2 separate regions of the Homo sapiens genome follow, and region 1 is linked to region 2. The links are chromatin loops, found by intact Hi-C in ENCODE. Cell type or tissue: ascending aorta. All regions are shown on one strand. Links, peaks and the distances in the headings refer to the core of each region. The heading gives the core; the rest is flanking DNA.

The links. Hi-C counts contacts between places; a loop is a spot of excess contacts. Peaks named below come from ENCODE experiments on the same cell type or tissue, not always from the same donor. Only the 100,000 strongest peaks of a DNase experiment are listed, where the experiment ranks them.
Region 1: it touches region 2 in a loop (8-fold over the local background); 22 of 110 quality-filtered maps call a loop at or near these places.

What each region holds. Positions count from the first base shown.
Region 1 is chr11:22,238,283-22,249,717 of GRCh38, forward strand. It overlaps ANO5 (anoctamin 5), which reads left to right. Exons shown (of 22, transcript NM_213599.3): 9 at 1,287-1,402. Among named protein-coding and RNA genes, the nearest start is that of ANO5, 51 kb to the left of the region's middle. In ascending aorta, for the core only: a CTCF peak has its summit at 6,879 (motif pointing right); a DNase peak (open chromatin) is centred at 6,939.
Region 2 is chr11:22,781,708-22,793,142 of GRCh38, forward strand. All of the region lies in intron 7 of GAS2 (growth arrest specific 2), which reads left to right. Among named protein-coding and RNA genes, the nearest start is that of LINC02718, 42 kb to the right of the region's middle. RefSeq lists a silencer at 5,896-6,190 and an enhancer at 10,388-11,435. In ascending aorta, for the core only: a CTCF peak has its summit at 6,067 (motif pointing left); no DNase peak of the experiment used is centred there.

The DNA of each region.
Region 1 (11,435 bases), core at 2,493-10,492, 540 kb before region 2:
TTTTTTTTTTTTGAAGATTTTGAGTTTTTTAAAATTAATTTTTAGGGCATTAGTTCTATTCTTACAATGCCATATCATAAAGCCAAACTAATGTCTTCAGTCATCAGCAATTTTAAACTATGCATGTAGCCTTTCAGTAGAGTCATATAGGCTCATTGGAAATTCGATGTCACTGAGCTATCACTGGAGATAGCTATAACTTACTGGTGATTTTACTTTTTAATCTTTCTTTACTTCTGAATGCAGTGTTAGGCACTGGATTTTCCCTTATGTGCTTTACAGAATCATTTTTCAAAATACCCACATAGGCTGCTTTTTTGGTTGTTTAATTTCTTAAGATTCAGTTGGATTACCTACAGAAGAAGAAAAAAGTTGGAATCTGGGTGATATAAAATTTAACACCTTATCATATAAAGATTTTCACACGTGCTAAATTTTATTTTATTTATTTTTTTAACTTTCTTTTTCTTTTATTATACTTTAAGTTTTAGGGTACATGTGCACAATGTGCAGGTTAGTTACATATGTATACATGTGCCATGTTGGTGTGCTGCACCTAGTAACTCATCATTTAACGTTAGGTATATCTCCAACGTGCTAAATTTTAAACTGGATATTTATTCAGTGCTGCCTTCAGCAGTTCATTTGTCTGCAGTAAAAACAGAATGTCTTAAACAGCCACAGTGTACACAATACTTTGCTAGGCCATGAAAAGATATTAATAATATTAGTCAGTATCTAACAATGGGAAAAGAACTTATGCATCAAGCAATACCAAGCCCCTTAAATGCTAAAGTTTGTTGTAATATTTTAAGTTCTTTGGGAAATGGCTATCAGTGAGGACAGAACAGGAGTCTCTTCCAGTAATAGCAGTATGACTTTGGATTAGTTGCTTAATGTTCCTTGAAGTTTAATTTTTTCATCTATAAAAAAAAGTGTTAGCCCATTTCTAAAGTCCTATCCAGCTGTATAGTGATATGGCTCTCTGGGCCGTGAATATTATATTAGGATTTGAGTAGAGAAGAAAGGGCATTCCAGGTGAAAGAATAGCTTGAGTAAAGCCAAAGTCTTATACTTTTACTTGCATTTTGAGATAGCTTTGTGTGATAATTTAATAAATAAATATTATTAGTTTATGAAATAATTTCACATCAATTGAATATGAAATCTAAAAGTAAAAGAAAACATACCCTTGTTTACTAACATTCTTAGAACAGCAGTGTTTATTTACTTCGTCTTTGTCTTTTGCTTCGTCTTTTATGTACCCTCCTCTTGAATATCTGCAGGGCCAATATTGGAAGCCATCAGAACCTCCCAATCCTACCAATGAAAGATACACACTTCACCAGAATTGGGCTCGATTTTCCTATTTCTACAAGGAGCAGCCTTTAGACTTGATTAAGTAAGTTTCATACACAGGATCAGACCAATTAAAACTTGATAATGTGATTTTTATTCACAATGGCATAATATTTTTTTTACTACTATTTTCTCCCACTACATTTCACAACTTCTTGATTTCATATCTACACTATAAATTAGCAATTCATTTAGGAGAATGTTGTTGCTAAACTGATGAAAGACAACAGCGATAGTATGGTGGTTAGGAGGTTAGACCTTAGCATTTAGCTAGGCTGAATTCCAATCCAAGTTCTGTCTCTTGAAAGCTATATAAATTTGGTCAAGTTACTTAACCATTATGAAAATAGATATAACAATATTACTACTTTTTAGCACATTAGTTATAATATCTATACTATCTGTAAAACGGGAATAGCAATATTACTACTTTTTAGCATAGGGGCTAACACTTAGTGTTTAATACATATTAGTTTTTGTTTCTCTTGGAGTCCAGAAATTTGGAACATAAGACAAAGGTTGTGTATGGATGTTTGTGTGTGTGTGCTCTCAGTGAGCTGTGAAGACATTTGTTCTATGACCTCAATCCTTTAGATAGTTTCATTAGCTAAGCAAGAAGACTATGGTTGCAGGTTATCACTTTAAAGCATAGCAATACTACAAGCATACAAGATATTAGGAGACATATGATTTTATTCAATGAACTATTAGATTAGAGATCTCTTGCTACTATAGGCAGTGTTTTTTCCTTGATGATTTATACTTGCATTGCTATGCTTACACAGCATCACAGTATCTGTTTCATGAGACTGATTTGAATGGATCCATCCAAATCAACTGAAATGTTATCTCAACAGTATGTTTAAGTCAAACTAGAGGACACATTTTGGAAAATTAATGTCACTTAGTCAGTTTATAAACTGGGGCTTTTGATAAATCATGCAAACTCTTTCTTGAATGGCTATTTTAACTGTTTTGAATAATAATCATTTAATACTTTAAGTTATAAAACCAGAATATTTATCAAAAACATTTCAAATAATTAAGAGATGAACAAAGTTTTAAGTGAAATTCTACCTTCATCAAACTCCACAAAAATAACTAGGCTTGATTTGGATAATATTGATTTAGTCCTATTTTTGTGTTCCTGCATAAAAAAGCAGAAACATTTTTTTTTCTGAGAGCAATGGCATCTTTCTCTTCTCTTTCATGCTAATATTTTTCTTTATTCACTAAATAGTATATTACTGATGTCCTTCTATGAATACACAAAGATCTATCTGATACTATTTAGTGGAACACAGAATGCCTTATTATAAATTTTTCATAATTCATTTATTTGTTTTTCTATTGAAAAACATTAGGCTGTCCCAATTTTTTTATATAATTTCAACTTTTTAATTTTAGATTCAGTGGTATACATGCATGTTTTTTGTGTGGGTATATTGCACGATGCTGAGGTTTGGGGTGCAGATCCTGCCACCCAAGTAGTGAGCATAGTAACAAATAGGGAGTTTTTTAACCCACACCCCTCTCCCACACTACCTCCTCTAGTGTATATCGTAGTCATCCTTATGTCTATGTGTATTCAATATTTAGTTCCCACTTACAAGTGGTTTATATATACCACGTTTTATTTATCTGCTCCACCATTAATGGTCACCCAGGTTGATACCATGTCTTTGCTATTGTGAATAGTGCTGCAATGGACATATAGGTGCGTGCATCTTTTTGGTAGAACAATTTATATTGCTTTGAGCATATGCCCAGTAATGAGATTGTTGGGTCAAATGGCAGCTCTGTTTTAAGTTCTTTGCAGAAGCTCCAAACTGTTTTCCACAGCAGCTGAATTAATTTTCATTCCCATCAACGGTGTATAAATGTTCTCTTTTCTCCCAAATCTCACCACCATCTGATATTTCTTGACTTTTTAATCATAGCCATTCTGACTGGTATGAGATGTTATCTGATTGCGGTTTTGATTTGCATTTCTCTGGATTAGTGATGATGAGCATTTTTTCATATGTTTGTTGGCTGCTTGTATGTATTTTGAGAAGTGTCTCTTCATGTCCTTTGCCAATTATTTATTGGGGTTATTTGGATACTGCTTGTTGACTTGTTTGAGTTCCTCATAGATTCTGGATATTAGACCTTTGTTGGATGTGTAGTTTGTGAATGTTTTCCCCTATACTGTAGATTGTCTACTCTATTGATACTTTCTTTTGCTGTGCAGAAGCTCTTTAGTTTAATTAGGTCCCACTTGTCAATTATTTTTTGATGTTGCAATTGCTTTTGGTGACTTAGCCAAAAATTATTTACCCAGGCCGATGTAGAGAAAGATACTTCTTAGGTTTTCTTCTAGGATTTTTATAGTTTGAGGTCTTACATTTAAAACTTTATTCCATCTTTAGTTATTTTTCTATATGGTGAAAGATAAGGGTCCAAGTTTTATTCTTCTGTATATTGCTAGTCAGTTATCCCAGCACCATTTATTGAATACGGAATCCGTTCCCCATTGCTTGTTTTCATCAGCTTTGTTGAAGACCAGATGGTGGGAGGTGTGCAGCTTCATTTCTGCTTTCTCTGTTTAGTTCCATTGGTCTATGTGTCTTACCAGTACCATGCTGTTTTGCTTACCATAGCCTTATAGCATAGTTTGAAGCCAGGTAGTGTGATGCTTCCAGTTGTGTTCTTTGTTGTGTTCTTTTTGGTTAGGATTGCTTTGGCTATTTGGCCATTTTTATGGTTCTATGTTAATGTTAGAATAGCTTTTTCTAATTCTGTGAAAAATGTCATTGGTAGTGTGATAGGAATAACATTGAATTTGTAAATTGCTTTGGGCAGTATGGCCATTTTAATGATACTGATTCTTCCAATCCATGAACAAGGAATGTTGTTCCATTTATTTGTGTCATCTCTGATTTCTTTCATCAGTGTTTTGTAGTTTTCCTTGTAGAGATCTTTCACCTCCTGGATTAGCTGTATTCCTAGATATTTCATTTTTTGTGGCTATTGAAAATGGGATTGTGTTCTTGATTTGACTCTCAGCTTGAACATTATTGCCATATAGAAAGCTACTCACTTTTGTCCATTGCTTTTGGGTCCTGAAACTTTACTGAACTCTCTCATCTGTCATTTATGAAATCTAGGAGACTTTTGGTGGAGTCTTTAGGGTTTTCTAGGTGTAGAATCATTTGGCAACAAAGAGAGATAGCTTTACTTCTTCTTGTCCTATTTGGATGCCTTTTATTTTTTTTCTCTTGCCTGATTCCTCTGGCTAGGACTTAAGCACTATGTTGAATAGGAGTGGTAAGAGTGGGCATCTTTGTTTTATTTCATTTCTCAAGGGGAATGATTCCAGCTTTTGCCCATTCAGTATGATGTTGGTTGTGGGTTTATCATAGATGGCTCTTATTATTTTGAGGTATGTTCATTCAATACCAAGACTATTGAGGGTTTTTTAATCATGAATGGAAAGGGATGCTGAATTTTATCAAAAGCTTTTTCTGCATTTATTGAGATGATCATATGTTAATAGTTTTTCCTCTTAATCCTATTTATGTGGTGAATCACATTTACTTATTTGCACTTGTTGAATCAGCCTTGCATCTCAGGAATAATGCCAGTTTGATCGGATGTATTAACTTTTTGATGTGCTCCTGGATTTGGTTTTCTAGTATTTTGTTGACAACTTTTGTGTCTGTATTCATCAGGGATATTGGCCTGACATTGTCTTTTTGTTGTTGTGTCTCTATCAGATTTTGGTATCAGCCTGGTGCTGGTTTCATAGAACGAGTTATGGAGAAGCCTTTCCTTTTTGAGTTTTTGGAATAGTTTCAGCAGGGTTGTTACAAGTTCTTCTTTGTATTTCTATCTGCTAGTATTTGGGTGTGAATTCATCTGGTCTAGGGCATTTTTTGATTGGTAGATTTTTAAATTAATGATTAAATTTCAAAACTTATAATGGTCTGTTTGGGTTTTTACTTTCTTCCTGGTTTAATCTTGGGAGCTTTTGTGTTTCCAGGAATTTATTCATTTCCTAGATTTTCTAATTTATGTGCATAGAACTTTTCATAATAGTATTGGAGGATTTTTGATTTCTGTAGGATTAGTTATAATATCATCATTGTCATTTCTCATTGGACTTATTTGGATCTCCTTTTTTTCTTTGTTAATATAGCTAGGGTGGTCTGTCTTATTTATTCTTTTGAAGAACCAATACTTGGTTTCATTGATCTTGTGTATAGATTTTTGCATCTCAGCATCCAGTGTTAGTATTGATATGTGAGATTTTGATCTTGTCATCATGTCGTTAGCTTGTTGTTTTGTAGACTTGATTGTATAGTCTCTTTATAGTGTCTTTGGGCTATGTGTTTAAGTGTGTTTTGTGATAGCAGGTGTTGTTCTTTCATTCCATGTTTAGTACTCTCTTAAGGACCTCTTGTAAGCCGTGTCTAGTGGTAAAAAATTATCTCAGAATTTGCTTGTCTGAGAAGAATTGTATTTCTCCTTCACTTATGAAGCTTAGTTTGATGAGATATGAAATTCTTGGTTAGAATTTCTTTTCTTTAAGGATGCTACAAATAGGCTTCCAATCTCTTCTGGCTTGTAAGATTTCTGCTGACAGGTCTGCTGCTAGCCTGATGAGCTTCCATTTGGATGTAATCTGACTCTTCTTTCTAGCTGCCTTTAAATTTTTTTGTTCGTGTTGAACTTGGTGAATCTGATGACTATGTGCCTTGGGGATATAGTGTCTCATCAGGGTTCTCCATCTTTCTTAAATTTGTATATCAATTTCTGGTGAGATTGGGGACATTTTTATAGACTATATCCTCAAGCACTTTTTCCAGGTTGTTTACTTTCCTGTCTCAGGAATGCCAATAAGTCATAAGTTTGGTCTCTTTATGTAATCCTAAATTTCTTGGAGGTTTTGTTCTTTTTTTTTTTTTTTTAACTTTTGTCTGGCTCAGTTGATTTGAAGAACTGGTTTTTGAGCTCTGAGATGCTTTCCTCAGCTCGGTCTATTCTGCTGTTAATGCTTCCTGTTGTATTATAAAATCCTTGTAGTGATTGCTTCCATTCCAGAAGTTCAGTTTTGTTTTTTCCTAAAATGGCTATTTCATCTTTCAGCTCTTAGATTGTTTTACTGGATTCCTGGATTACTGGATTGGGTTTTAACTTTCTCTTGAATCTCGATGAGTGTCCTTTCCATTCTGAATTGTATGTCTGTCATTTCTGTTGTTACCATCTAGTTAAGAAGCATTGCTGAGGAGCTCATTTGAAGGTAAGGGGACACTGACTTTTTGAATTTCCAGAGTTCTTGCACTGAATCTTTCTTGCCTGAGAGGGCTGGTGTTCCATTAATTGTAGTATAAGTTGAGTATAGTCAATTGGCTTCATTACTGGGTGCTTTCAGAGAGCCAAGGCTCTGTACAGGGTCTTTATTTGTAGCTGGATTCTTGCCTTGGGTTTCACAGTTTTGTATATTGGCAGAATGTTTTTGGTGTTGTAATTTGGTTTACTATCCAGTAGATGGCACTTAGGAGTAAGAGCCAGCAGATAGGCTCAGCCTCGCAGCGCTTCAGTATTTCTGCCTATTCACAGCAGTGCTCTGTGGTGGGGTGAAAAGAGAGATGACCCTCTCTCCTTGCTGGTATGCTTCGGGATCCTGGGGGAGACCCCTCTGATCGCTGGCACTGTGTCTGTGTTTCCTTTGTTACTTGCTAATTTCAGTATTACTTCTGATGTGATCTGATATGATTTATAATTTGCTCTACTTATCTCTGGAGTTCAATCAATTTTTGTTTTATATCTTTCCACTCTTCTCTATTCCTTTTTTTAGTTTTTATATTTCTGGGGTTTTCTTGTATCAGCAAATATTTATTTGAGAAGAGTTCACTCTGTTTTTAGGTTTTTATTACAGTATTATTCAATTTCATGTTATTTGGGGAGAATTATCAGACTAAATTATTTACTTCACATTTTCTGATTTTGCTTTTGTTTTGCATGTTTTTTTATGGACGTGGCCTACCTATTTCAATTTGTTTTTAATTTATAAACAGAGTTTCTAGCACTAGAGTGCCCCTCTCTGTTAGTCCATCACACATTCTCAATGTGTTGTCTGTAGACACCTTTCTGCAGTGTTAAAAATGTCATTTTCTCATTGTGTGCCTGTGTTTTGACTGTGGCTCATCACATGAGGTCAGGGGTAGCATTTTCTACTTGTGGCATCATGTCGGCACTCAAAAAGTTTCAGATTTTGGAGAATTTTGTGTTTCGAATTTTCAGATGAGGGATGCTCAACCTGGTGAATGGGAGTGAGGGAGAATCTGTTTCTGTGTGTGCTGGACCTGAAGCTTCCTGTGAGTCTCACAGCTGTGGGCACCCATCTTCCCTTGCCCTGCGCAGCCTATTTCTTTCATTTCTACGAGATTCTAACTCTCCTATTTTCTTTTTTCTGTTTACTGACACTCCTCCAAAGAGTACCAGTCTTCTCTTTGTATCTGATTCTTCTCAAGAAATATTGCTTATCTCAGGCTGCCACTTCCAGTCTCACTCTTTTCAGATCCTTTCTTATAGATTATAAATGACCAAATCCAAACATATATTCTGCATTAGGGCATTTAGTTAAACTTTTCTCTAGGGTTATTTTAGCTGTGTTTCTTTATGTTTTCCACCCTACTTTACATTTTTCCCCTATAATTTCTTAAACATCTTCACCTCTCTCCTGTGTCTTAGGTTTGTAGCAGCAGGTGTTGTTTTTATTTCCTTAGTTGCAGGTAATTTGAGGATCATGACTTTCTCTGTCATGATACTGAAGGCCTGTATTGGGTTTGGGTGTTTTTCCTCTCCTTGTTGATTTCATGGGTTTTAGTAAAGGTTTTGTGGGTAGACTTGATAAAAGTTAAAATATTCTTAAAATAGAAAGAATTTGCCTGTAATCTCAGCACTTTGGAAGGCCAAGGCAGGCAGATCACTTTAGGTCAGGAGTTTGAGACGATTCTGGTCAACATGGTGAAACCCCGTTTCTACCTAAAAAATAATAATACTACTACTACAAAAATTACCCCAGCGTGGTGGCGCACACAACTGTAATCTCAGCTACTTTGGAGGCTGAGGCAGGAGAATTGCTTGAACCTGGGAAACAGAGGTTGCGATGAGCCGAGATCGCACCACTACCCTACAACCTAGCACAACAGAGTGAGACCCTGTTTCAAAAAAAAAAAAAAAAAAAAAAAGCAAAAAAGAAAAGAATTTATTCATATATGCATAATTACAATTGACACATTTCTTTTAATGAGACTTTATTAAGCATCACTACATATCAAGCAAGGTACTGTGCCTACAAAGATAATCAGATGGTGGTTTCCTAACATGAATTTGTTTGCAGGAACACACACAAATGCGTATTAGTTACAGCACAGTAATACTCCAAACAAAATACAGAGGGAAAAGCACCTATCTTCATGACAACCTCTAGGAAAGCTTCACAGTGCTTTTGAACTATGTCTTGAAAGATAAGTAGCAGTATAGTAGGGAAAGAAGTTAGGTAAGAATATCTCAGGCAAAGAGAACACACAAGAGCATTGTGTGTTTGTTTAGTTCTTCAAGTAGGAGTGTTGGCAAAGAAGATTTGAATGTTCACCAGGAACAAAATCCTGAAGAACAATGCTGAAGTAAAAAGATGAAGCTTTGAAGGAAGAAAAGGATATTGCTCAATTTTTCTTTAGAAACATCATTTTATTGGAAACAAAAGATAATTTAGATGGATATAAGATTGAACTCAGGGAAGTAAAGGCTGTTAAAATTGTCCAGCAATAAATTTTGGAGGTCTTTTCAAGGCATTGACAACAGGAAGGAGAGGAGACTATGAATTAGAAAAAATATTTTTATGACAGAATTCATTGGCCCTAATGGATTATTGGATATGGAGGACAAAAATAAGGAAGACAGAATGATAGGGTGTCTAGAAAGAGATACAGTTTATAGGAATCTGAGTTCCTAGATTTCACATATTTCATGTTACCTCTATACCAAACATCACTTTAATGTCCAGATATCTGGAAGTGGTTTTTCTGCCTTTTGAGCACAGATAGTTTTGTCACATTAGATAATATTTTTGGGGAAAATGGCAATGCTAAGATTGAGAAAAATGGGCTGATGGAGCATATAAAGTTGAAGACTGATCACTGGCACATCAGCTCTATCAGCTCATTTTTTTTTCCTTCCAGCTTACACTTCAGGTAATTTGTTTTTGATATCCATATGTTGTATGTTAATGCTTAGAAACAAAATTGAAATACTGCTACATACTAAATAGCATAGACTAAATATATGTGTGGTACAGATAATGTTATTACAATGTGAGGATAATACTGAAGCTAAGTTTCTCAGATGTTTATGGATTCATTGTAAAAATAAGTCATTTTAGAAAAAAATGTTTGCATTGATTGATTTATCAAGATTGTATTCAATTTAATTCTATCATCATTCTTTTGATTATTTACTATGTCTTCAACTAAATATTACATCTTGGAAATACAAAATGAGAGCAGTCCCCTCACACAGTATCTAACACACATCTACCTATCAGATGCTGTGTTAAATGGTGCAGTGCCACAGATCAGTTGAAAGTCTAATAATTAAAATGGACAGGTTAAAAAAGATCATAGATTTAAATATATGGCATATTTTTCTAAAAAATAATACTCAAAAGAAGGCTCTCCCTATATTTGAGCTTTTGTAGAGTGTCTCATGTTATTAGATTTCTCTTATTTTCTTAGTTATGACTAACAAGATAGTTTAAATTAAATATTAAATGTGATTTCAATAATGTATGCATTTTTACCATATTGCAAATCTAAGAAATATCTCCTGCTTTCTGAGATCCTGAAAGATTATTTCGTTGTTAATCTGTTACTGTTAGATACCCAAGTCCAAAGTTTAGTAAGATAATTTGTATATTTCCACATGTAATAAATACTTACCTGATTTCATTTAGTAAATTCTCAGCAATTTCTTTTTTTGACAGGTTTAGAGTTCTTGAGGGATTTTGTTTTTTATGCTCAAGGAATAAGACTTGTGACAATTGAAAAGGAGAAAAAAGTAGTACTTTAAAACTAAGATTGTTGAAATATCCAGTTTCCTTATGAATACTTAAAGAATTTTTAAGTTAAGTCTATAGCAATAATGTTGATATTATATTTCTAATAACATTGATTCTGCCATTTTTAAAACATTAAAAATAGACATGGTAAACAGTAAATTTCATAAAATATATTTTTGTACTTTTTCTGATTTTGATGTCATGTACTATTACAATAATTTCTACATTTTTCAGAAAAAAACTGGGAGAAAAAGTTCATTCACTCTGAGTAAGCTAAGGAAGTTGTGAATGGCAGATTAGCAAGGGAATATGATGGCATTATAATTTAATTTCAAGTTTATAGTGATCTGGAAAACCAAATTAGGGAAATTAACAATGCAACAATGTTCATCATCACTGAAAAGAATGAAAAAAGACAGGATAAACAGAAAGATGCCTATTAATATTAAGAGTGTTGAAATATGAAGAATGGGATGTTCAATAAAGTTAATATTGAATATGATAAATACATTTTAAAATCTCATTGAGAAAAAATGTTTATAACCTTTATGTTCAGATATGTGTTCTTGTTAAGCATATATAGAAATTACAATTTAATATTAAGTACTTTCACAGAATCATATGGCATGCTACTAGAACACAAAAGGTATCACATCTTTCTGCCTAGGAAACTGTGGAAAGACTCACAGATTTGGTGAGCTGGGATCTATATGAATAAGGAGGAAGATTAATCAGGTTAAACAACAACAACAAGAAAACCTGACTTTCTGAGGAGGAGAAAACTACTTTCTCTCATTCCTAAATGGGTACTAAGTTAAAAACAAAACACTTGGTTGTGAGAATTAAAATGTTGTGCCGATAAACGCTGTCACTTTTCAATTCTTTGAAAACCAAGAGCTAGGCTGCATATTTCATAGAATTTTTGCTAAAGTAGTCATGTTTAATTCCTTGGCCTGCTGCATATGTCACA
Region 2 (11,435 bases), core at 1,420-9,419:
TGGTACTCGGTGTAACACATTATAAGGTCCAAAAAATATTATATTTTTTGGAATTGTTTTTTATGATACTGTAATGTAACAAAGCAGTTCCCCTCTAGGACTGTCTAGATCCCTGGGTCTTGTGCTTATAAAAATTGGGATTCATAGGCTAATTTCAGTGTTTTAGAAAGACAATGGAACTTGAACCTTTACCAATGGCTATGTTGCATGGACTCACCAGATACCATGCTTTCGGCCAAATTAATATAAAAATTGTTTCTTTATACTAATCAGTTGATGGTCTGCATTTCATGTATATGTTTTTTATTAGTTAAAATGGGGACCAAGTTATTTACTAATGAATAACATTTGCTGATAAAGTCTTTCAGCACTGTGTGTGTGAAAAATAATGCAAATATTGGAAGGAATTGTAAGATGGAACCCTGGTACTGACTGTTTTGTCACTTTGAGTAAGTTATGCAACTATTGTGGGAATGAATTCCCTCATCTATATAAAGGGGATTAATAGTATTAATTAGACAGATTTGTTGTGAGAGCTAGAGAGGACAGCCTCTTAATGATGGAGAGTTATCATCAGCAACAGAAGCAGTAGTAGCATCATTATCATTATTTTTCTTTCGAAACCAGAAGTTTAAAAGAAAAATAAAGTTAAGGGGTTCCTTAGTTGTGAACCAATTGGAAAGTACTGTGTTTTTTCTTTCTTTTTCAACTTTTATTTTAGAATCAGAGAGTATATGTGTAGGTTTGTTACAAAGCTATATTGCCCAGTGCTGAGGTTGGGGTATGACTTGAACCCATCATCCAGGTAGTAAGCATAGTATCCAACAGGGAGTTTTTCAGCTCTTGCCCCCACATCCTTTTCCCCTCTAGTAGTCCCCAGTGTCTATTGTTCTCATCTTTATGTCCACATGTACCCAGAATTTAGCTCTCCCTTATAAGTGAGAAAATACAGTACGTTGTTTTCTATTCCTGTGTTAGTTAGGTTAGGGTAATGGCCTCCAGCTGCATCCATGTTGCTGCAAAAAAAAAAAAAATAATAATAATAATGTGATTTTGTTCTTTTTTTTTTTTTTTTTTGGCCGTATAGTGTCTACGTACCATGGTATATATGTACCATATTTTCTTTATCCAATCTACAACTGATGGCCACCTAGGTTGATTCCACGTCTTTGCTCTTGTGAATAGTGCTGCAATGAACATACACATGCATGTGTTCCTTTGGTAGAATGATTTATTTTCCTTTAGGTACATACCCAGTCTTGGGATTGCTGGGTCAAATAGTGGTTCAATTCTTAGTTCATTGAGAAATCTCCAAACTGGTCTTTACAGAGGCTGGACTAATTTACATACCTCACCAACAGTGTGTAAATGTCCCCTTTTCTCTGCAGGCTTGCCAACGTCCTTTTCTTTTTGACATAACAAAGCCATTCTGACTGGTACAAGATAGCATCTCATTGTGGCTTTGATTTGTATTTCTCTGATGATTAGTGATGATGAGCATTTTTTCATGTTTGTTAGCCATTGTTTGTCTTCTTTTGAGAGGTGTCTATTCATGTCTTTTGTTCACTTTTTAATGGGGCTATTTGTTTTTTGCCTGTTGAATTCTTTAAGTTCTTTATAGATTCTGGATATCACACTTTTATCAGAGGCATAACTTGTGAATGTTTTCTCCCATTCTGTAGCATGTCTGTTTACTTCCTTGATAGTTTCTCTTCTTTCGTAGAAGCTCTTTAGTTTAATTTGGTTCCACTTATCAATTTTCGCTTTTATTGCAATGCTCTTGAGGACTTAGCCATAATTTCTTTGCAAAGGCTCCTTATGACTTGCCATATGCTTTTCGTTCCTGTTACCCCACTCCCCAGGCCAAGTTTTCCAGTGACTTTTGAAGTAGTTTGTACAACTGCATAGGGCCTCACTCTGGCCCTTTAAGGATCCCACTTACTTACTTTTTTTGAGTTAGCACCCCTTTGGGAGGAGGGGAAATTCTTCCTTTGCCATTTGTGAGTTTTTACTCCAATCCCCATGTCAAGAAGGATATTTCCTAGGTTTTCTTGTAGGATTTTTACAGTTTGAGACATATTTAAGTCTTTAATCCACCTTGGGTGTTTTTTTGTATATGTGTAAGGAAGGAGTCCAGTTTCGTTCTTCTGTGTATGCTTAGCCAGCCATCCAAGCAGCGTTTATTGAATTAGCGTCTTTTCCCCATTGCTTACTTTTGGCAAGTTTGTCAAAGATCAGTTGATTGTGCGTGTGTGGCTTTATTTCTGTGTTCTCTGTTCTGTTCCATTGGTCTATAGTTCTGTTTCTGTACCAGGACCATGCTGTTTTGGTTACTGTAGCCTTGTAGTATAGTTTGAAGTTGGGTAATATGGTTCCTCTGGCATTGTTCTTTTTGCTTAGGATTGCTTTGGCTATTTGGACTCATTTTGGTTTCATATGAATTTCAGCTTTTTCTATGTGTGTGAAAAATGATTGGTAGTTTGATAGGAATAGTGTTGAATCTGTAAATGGGAAGCAGTGCTGAATGAAGTCAAGACTCAACTGATTCTGTGTTTGTATTTTCTGTTATAAACTATCTTGGGAAAGTAATGATATCATTTAAGGGTTCTGTGTCTTCAACTATGAGAAGGAAAGCTTTGGATTGATGATAGTAAGTTACTAGTAAAGTTAACTAAAGTTCAAGGTACTTTCTAGGTCAGATAGTTCATATTCCTTACCATATACCAACCTCCCCAGGTCTGCTACACATAGTATTGGTTGGCAAGGCATGAATCTTCTGTGACTCTAAATTTCATTATCTGTAGAATGGATATAGAAATAACTGCCTTCCAGGTGATTATACGTTAAGAGCCTGGCATATAATAGTCATTGCTCACAATGTAAATGGTAGCTGCTCACTCAGCCTTTCCCCACAAGCAAGGTTTCATAGGTTTTTTACCATCCTATGCACATTTATTGTATATGCTCCAAGATGACTATGTCGTTCCTCCAATATGAGCCTCAGAATCAAACCCAGTCCTACAAATATGTTCTCATAAGTAGCCTAAATCCTCTGTGTATCTTCCCTCTTCTATTCCTATGTAGAGGCATTCACTTTCATTTCTGAGACATTTCTCCTGTCTCTCTTTCTACCTGGTTTCCCCAACTCATTGTTGCTTTTAACTATAAGATCTGAGGTCATGGTTTAGATTCATTTGAAGACCACTTTGCGTCTTCTGGCATGGCTACAGAAGGTTCCAGTAAACCTGACACAGGCAATCCTGTGGTTAAATTGCAAGGACACCTTCAGTCTTAGAGGACAAAAAGAGGAAAAGGGATAGCAAAAATTCCAGTGTTCCTCCATCACACTAGACATATTCCAAATGTAGAGATTCTGAATGCCAAGAACAGCTTGCTTGGTCTGTGTGAGTCGTGGATGTTTTGTCATCTAAGCCCGATGTACTCTCCCACACTTTGCATCATTACTGAGGGATAAAAAACAAAAACAAAAATCCCCCCATAGCACTCAGAAAGTGCATCTTTATAGTCCGCATGGAAAAAGAAGGTCAGTGGCACAAAGCATTTGATGCCCTACCACCTCCTCTTTTTTCCATTCATCCTGGGTGAAGGAAGAGTGTGTCTTTTCTCCCACTCCTACCTAGCCTGTCTGATTCACTCTGTTGCATTGTCCTCATTGGAAACTGCTTTCCTGGACTCTTGACACATTCTTACTGTATCAGAGCTGTGCTTAACCAGGAAGTGCCAGATGGTACTGAATCACTGGCTGCTTAATATTCAAGAACAATATTACATACAGAACAGAATAATGTATGTGTTGATTAAAGGACTTTGCTGATGTCTTGGGAATCAGGAAATGCCCTTGTCACCTCCACAGCTGTGCCTTGACAATTTATGCAGATTACAAGTTTTGTGGGGGACTCTTTGCTAAGCATGTTTCTACCTTTTTTTTAAACTATATCTTCAGCACTTGGTTTTTTGCTCTAAGCTGCTTGCCATTCAAAGTCCTAGATATATGCTACTTTCGTTGAAAAGATTGTTTTCTAGTGTCCTCTTCCTTGTCGCTCTCTTCAGGATTATAAGTCTATAAGGGAGTATAGGACAAAAACTGTAAACATAGATAGCTGTACTTTTTTCGGGGAACTGGCATTATAATTCTGGAAGATGTCAACATATTGGCACATTCAGAAATTACCTTCATGATGCTATGGACTGTGAGTAATATGTAGTTATCTGAAACAGTTTCTGAACATGAAAGGATATAATAAATTCAAGGCATACTTCTTGGATAAATCCTTCTAAAGGACTTAGTTTTCTAAGGGGAGTTTTGGTTAAAATCCAAAGCAAACCAAGCAGAGAACTACCCTTTTATTGTTCTATCTGTCCACAAACAGATTCTGCTTCTGCGGTATCCACCTCAGAATAGCTTAAAATGTTCTTAATTATGTCCCTTAGTTCTGTTAAAACAATCACAAAGCTTACCAGGCTTTTATTTTTGAAAATAGATTTACATTTACATGAGTTGGATAAAAAAAAATTGTGAAAATGAACTTCATCCGAGCTGTCACCATCAATCTTTATTATTTTTGAAAACAATTGGCCAGATAGAAATACTGGTAAAAATTACTGAGAATGTCTTGAAGTGGGTTTTTGAAGATTAACCAATAAGATCAGCTGCATATCTCATTACCTAACAAGTCCTCCTATGTCCATTAATCTACTTATGTATGGATAGATAAGCGTTTATCCACTTATTCATGCAGAAAGAACTTATCACTGTCCACTATGCAAGGACTGGTTTTCAGTAATAGTAATATAGGATAGTATTAGTAATAAGTCATATCTCAAGACGTGTCTTGAACAATTTGCTGAATTTCTAGAAGATAATCGGCAATGTAGTACAGAAATGATTGTAATTGTATCTACCGTTTACTTCTATGAATGTTGGCCTTGTGTGGAAATAGACAAAAATAGATACCTGTCTCTGACAATGAAGTTACAAAATTGACCACAAAAGTAGATGCAAATGGGTAGGACATTGTCAGTGTTGGTGAGTGCAAACTTGTATCTCCTTCAGTGCTAAATATCACACTGTTAGGTATTTTCAGTTTTATTTTTGAGGACTTTTCAGAAAGAAGTGAGAAAGGCTTCTACTACTTCTTAAAATCTCATTCTCATAGTCACTACCCTATAGATTCTGAACAATGCATATTAGAATCACATGGATAACTTCTAGAAAACTACCTCCATAAGAAATTCTGATTTCATTTGTCTGAAGTGAGGCCTGATAATCCACATCTTAACATGCATCCCAATAATCACTTTCATTTCCCCACATGAATTCTTTTTCTTCACCACCATGAAAATACACAATTGTTCTTAAAACTGATATAATACATTTTTGAGCATTTGTCTATATTTGGTGAGAGAGAATAGATACTAATGAAACAAGATTCCTGCTCTCAAAAAGCTCCCAGACTTGGAGTTTTCTGAAATGTATGACGTAAATCCAGGCTCTGTAGCTATTTATGCTGTGTGACCCTGGACAGGTTGCTCAATCTCTCTGATCCTTGGCAATTAAACTGCAAAGGGAGAAAGCAAATATTTTTCTTCATAAGGTTACTAGAAGCATTAAATGAGATAAAGTGCTCAGTAGAAAGTAATGTTGTTCCTATTATTCAGTATTTATTATCAATTTAATGTGCATAACATACAATTATATGCGATATATGCAGTGCATGTACATATACATAGTTATGTATACATAATTGTTGTGTGTATGTGTGTATACATACACACATACACATTAAATATTTGTTACTTTCACACAGAGAAACATATGTGCTGGAGTGACAAGTAGATTTATTCCGAAAAAAAAAGAAAAAAGAAAAAGAAAAAAGATCAGCTAAATAGTTTTTAGCCCAGTAAAATACATTGGAGTCACTGGTGAGAAGCGTTGGGGGAAAAACACGTTTGCTTCTTTAGTTCTGATAGAATTTAAACAATGCAGCACTGCATTTTTATTCGGGGACAAACCCACGCATTTAATGTGCTGCTGCCACCTAGTGCTTAGATTCAATAACTACTATTTTGCTAGGAGTTTCTTTCAATGTCAGGTATTCAGGGTTGGAAAACAGCTTGGTATCTTGTTAGTTCTTTTGAAAGAGATCTTAAATATGGTTGAGATATGTTTGTGTTAGTTTATTGGTTCGCATTTCTTTTTAAAGTATGTAATTTTGAATAGCTGCTGGCTTAAGTGGAATGGTTTATTGGCTTCTTGCTTGTCATGTAGCTCATCTTTTTGAAAGGTGTCGGAGTGCCTCTGCAACATGAAATGGTGTGCGTTTCCTTAAGTTTGTATTTAAGCAAGATATGCTGCTCTGCAAGTAAAAGGAATGTAGCACTACGTCTGCTCTATTTGCACTGTTATTATGTTATAGTAAAATGTTATATTGTGAGTCTTGCATGTTAATTAAGCTCATGGTAGTAAAAGTGACACCAAAAGGAGAGGCCAAGAGACATGAGAAACAAGAAATTATCACTGAGATTTAGAATATGAAGAAAATATGTTTTTCTTCCTTTGACAGGAAAAGTTTCAGTATGATTTGACTTCTTCATATGAACAATCATATGATATAGAATAGGATTTTTCAAACTCAGGCTCTTGATATTTTGAATGAGATGATTCCTTGTTTGGGGCCTGGGGCTATCCTGTGTATTGTAGGAGATTTCACTGGGTTGCTGGCCTTTACCCATTAGATGCCAGTGTAAGCACTTGTATCCCTGCCCCTACTTGTGAGAACCAAAAAGGTCTGCAGAAATTGTCAAATGTCTCATGGGTTGAGAACCACTGATAGAAAAAGCACACTATAGTAATTACAGATCAAAAGTGATTTTTATATTTTTAATTAATCTAGGGTTTGTACTAATTGGGGACAGAGCTTATGTGATGCTTCATGAATTGCCAGCAAATTCAAGCTATTTAATTACTTATTCCCTCATTTATATATTTGAGAGAGACAACATCGTATAATAGTCAGTAGTATAAGTTTGAATCTCAATTCTGCCACTTACTAAATTTTGTGATTAAATAATTTACTATCTCTATTAATACTAAAATCTAAAATTCCATTTTCTTCAACCATAAACTGGAGATAATTATTGTATTTCCTTCACAAAATAAGTATAAAAATTAAATGAGATATTGCATTTAAAGTCCATATCACAGTGTCTACCAATTAGGTAATTACTCAGTAATTATTAATTATCATTTAATAGATATTTTAAATCCCTCTATGTGCCAGGAATTGTGGCAATCACTAGGGAAATACTGATGATTTACCTATAATTTCCCAAAGTAGATCAATGTAGTGGGAAAAGAATTCAAATATAATTATATATATAATTATCTTGATCATTACTGTAATAGAGAAGAAGTACAAGATCCTATGCCATGTCATTGTTATCAGGATTGACACTAATTTGATGGAGATACTTTTGGGAATCAATTGCTAGTCAGTAGTTAATTGGCTGAAGTAGAAAAAGTTCAATTTCCTGGGGCAGTATGCCTAGATTTCATATATATATATATATATATATACACACACACACACACACACACACACACAAACACACACACACACATAGGCATACATACACATATACACATATATATGTACATATATATGTGTGTGTGTGTATGTGTGTGTATCTCATATGAGATATATATATATATATATATATATATATATTCTTTTTTTTTTTTTTTTTTTTTTGAGGCAGAGTCTTGCTCTGTCGCCCAGGCTGAAGTGCAGTGGCGTGATCTCGGCTCACTGCAAGCTCCACCTACCGGGTTCACGCCATTCTCCTGCCTCAGCCTCCCGAGTAGCTGGGACTACAGGCGCCCGCCACCATACCCGGCTAGTTTTTTTGTATTTTTTTTAGTAGAGACGGGGTTTCACCGCGTTAACCAGAATGGTCGCGATCTCCTGACCTCATGATCCGCCCGCCTTGGCCTCCCAAAGTCCCGGGATTAGAGGCGTGAGCCACCGCGCCCGGCCATGATATGTATTTTTAATGTAGTCTTTGAAACTAGCAGAAAAGAAATATATATCTCTCTATATAGAGAGATATACGGATATATATTTTACTTCAGAATGCTGACCGAGTTATAAAACAAGTAAATGGTTCCTTATAACACATTAGCTATGAGAAAGTATGTTTATTTTTCTAACATGGTATGATACATAAACATGGCTCTCCGGGTCTGTTCTGGAAGTCATTAGAAAGAGACAACATATTTGGTAAGCACATTTTCCTTCTGTCTCCCTTTTCTCCTCTGTTAAATGGGTTATGTGTACCCCTACCTACTCTACCTACCTAACACATGTTACAGCCAATGGCATGATCTCCATCTGTGAATCAGCAGTGCATCCCGGAAAAAAGAGAGCAAAAATCTGGTGGGAAATTGGATGAGAGTGAGGTAATTGGAACACTGAGAGAAGGATTCTAACATCCACACCACCCCTGGTGCAGTCAACCCTCTTTAGCCTGGACCACTGCAATAGCGTTCAGACGGGCCTCTCCTATCCCTCTCGCATTTGTGTATAACAAACCTGCACGTTGTGCACATGTACCCTAAAACTTAAAGTATAATAAAAAAAATAGTGAACTACTCAGTGCTGTGTACAGAGCCATGCTGCTTTACATTTCTGTCCCTCTGCACCTGATTTCCCTCAGATGGAAAGCATTTTTATACTTTTTCATCCAACAATGTCCTACTTTTCTTTGATGCTCATATCATTTCCTCCAATGAGGACACTTTCACAAAACCTATTGCCCTCAAAGACTCGGCTGAAAGTATCCTCAATGTTTTCTTCTTCTCTATTTTTTTTTTTTTTTTTTTGACAGAGTCTCGCTCAGTCACCAGGTTATTTTTGGTAGAGACAGGGTTTCACCATGTTGGCCAGGCTGGTCTCGAAGTCCTGCCCTCAAGTGATCCGCCCATCTTGGCCTCCCAAAGTGCTGGGATTACAGGCGTGAGCCACCACACCCAGCTTTCAGTATGTTTTCTTAGCATCCTTTATTAGAATAAGCTTAACAAAGATATATTATTAAATATAGATAGATAATATAGATTATTAAAATTGCATTGTAATAAGAAATTTGAAATGTAGCATATGCAGAGAAGACCTGTTTTTTGCTTCAGAGTGTCAAAGATAATTGGGAAATAAAACAGCTATATAAATGGACATCAGAGGAGAAATAAAAATAACACTGAGAGCATAGATAACAAAACCACAAAGGTGAAGAAATTCTAGCAAAAATAGCTGCTATCAGAGATCAAATACTCAAAATGAAAAAGAATAGATTAGGCAAGATTAAATCCCCTTCCTGAAGACCTGTTTGGGTAATGGATAGACAGAGAAGAAAAAAATGGTAAATTTGAGATTTGAGAATGAATTTATGGTGAAGATACTGAGTGACTGGATAATGGAATTTCTTGTGAAACTGAGTTAAAGATCTAGAAAAGGTGTAGAGGGGATGGGGGTGTCTCTAAATGGAGAAATAGACAAAAATAAAATATAAAGGGAGAGGCAAGCCTTTTAGGTGCTGACATCAGACATCAGAGATTACCACCAGGTCCATGGTGTAGATGGATAGCACATCTCAGTTTGCAGGTCTCAGTGCTGAGGTCTTCAAGATCTGACAGACATGCTTTTCGCAACTACTTTTAGAAGTTAATGGGCCAAAGATGGAATATCCATTTCCATTAAAGTGTATGTGTTAATCATAATATACAGGAAAAGAAAGAGGAAAGATCTTAAAATCTGGAGGCCACTAATGTGACTTTAACATTAATTAATTTTCTTTTTCTGATCTCACTATAATAAACTGGCTAGATACTAGGGAGAATGAATCACAAAGTGGCAGAAAAGAGATATGGGTGAACTTAAAAGATATTGGAACCAAGAAAAGAGGGCTTTTAAGACAAATGAAGGAATGAACAGAATCAGAATGAGTTACACTATTGCCAGCTTTGCCTCCCTACACATATACTATAGATAAGGCGATGACTTCATGAAACCAAAGTGTTGGCAACTTAGGAATGGTTCTGTATATGAGGCCCTTCTACAAACAAGCACATCACTGGAGGCTGAGCTGAATTGAAAACAATTAGGAAATATAAGTTAGACTTATCAATGAGGAGTGAATATTGGTGTTCCTTTAACATCATTTTTTAGCTTAAAATACAAAAGGCACAGGAAGGTGTTTATCAGAAAACTCATAGTTTCTCACTGACATGAAGTGATATGGATATGCAGGTAAGATTCTGAAATACTAAAGATATTTGTGCAAGCAGGAACATATCATTGCACACAGTGGGTTACTGGAGAAAGAAAAGGAAGTGGCTGAGGGATCCACATAGCTGAAGATTTGTGCCATAGTTTGTCATAAGAAAACACATATCATTTGAGAGAGGTGGACTAAACAAATAGAAAGTAGTTCTAGTATGCCAGCTGGGCCCTAATTAGATAAACAACATCCCTCTAACAACAGTTGAAGGAAAAAAGACATGGGAATGGGATGGATATATATTTTTTATATCAGATGGGAATAATTTATACACATTTTTCTCTACTACCTGTGTGCATCTAACAGACCTGTGCACACACATATGAAAGACTTTAGGAAATCATGAGAAAAATTATAGAAATGAGAGAATAGAAATATAAAATTGTGGAAATATAAAAATAGAAGTTGAACTGGTGACAATTTTTAGTGTAAACTTTGAAAGGAATAAAGTTACTAGAATTTCTAGAGGCAAAAGTAAATTTAAGAGCAAAGAGTCAACATGGGAGCTTTGGGAGTTTATGTCTAAAAACTGGCTGAATTTCAGCAGGCAGTTTGTAGTGATAAGTTCCTAGGGCATTCGTTATGTATGGCTTTTATAAACAGCGTTTGTGTCATCCTCCCTACGGAGACCTCTGGGTGGCCCCATGGAACAATAGGCTCATTTATGAGTCAGCATGTGACCAGCTCTGAAGCAAGGGTGGATAGACATAGTCAGTGATGAATTGTTTAATTCTTCTGGACTTCATCTTTAAGAAGACTGAAAAATTTGGAAGTGAGCCCCAAGCTTCACCTACTCATATTGGAAAATGAGTGATGGGATCAGAATATTCAGTAAAGGAAGACTTTGGAATTCAGAATAGGTCAAACAATTTAAAAGACATAACAAAGATGATATGTATGGAAGACAAAAACAGGGATTACAAAGAGGCCATGGCTGAGCATGGTGGCTCAGCCTGTAATCCCAGCACTTTGAGAGGCCAAGGTGGGTGGATCACCTGAGGTCAGGAGTTCAACACCAGCCTGACCAACATGGTGAAACCCCATCTCTACTAAAAATATAAAAGTTAGTCAGGTGTGGTGCC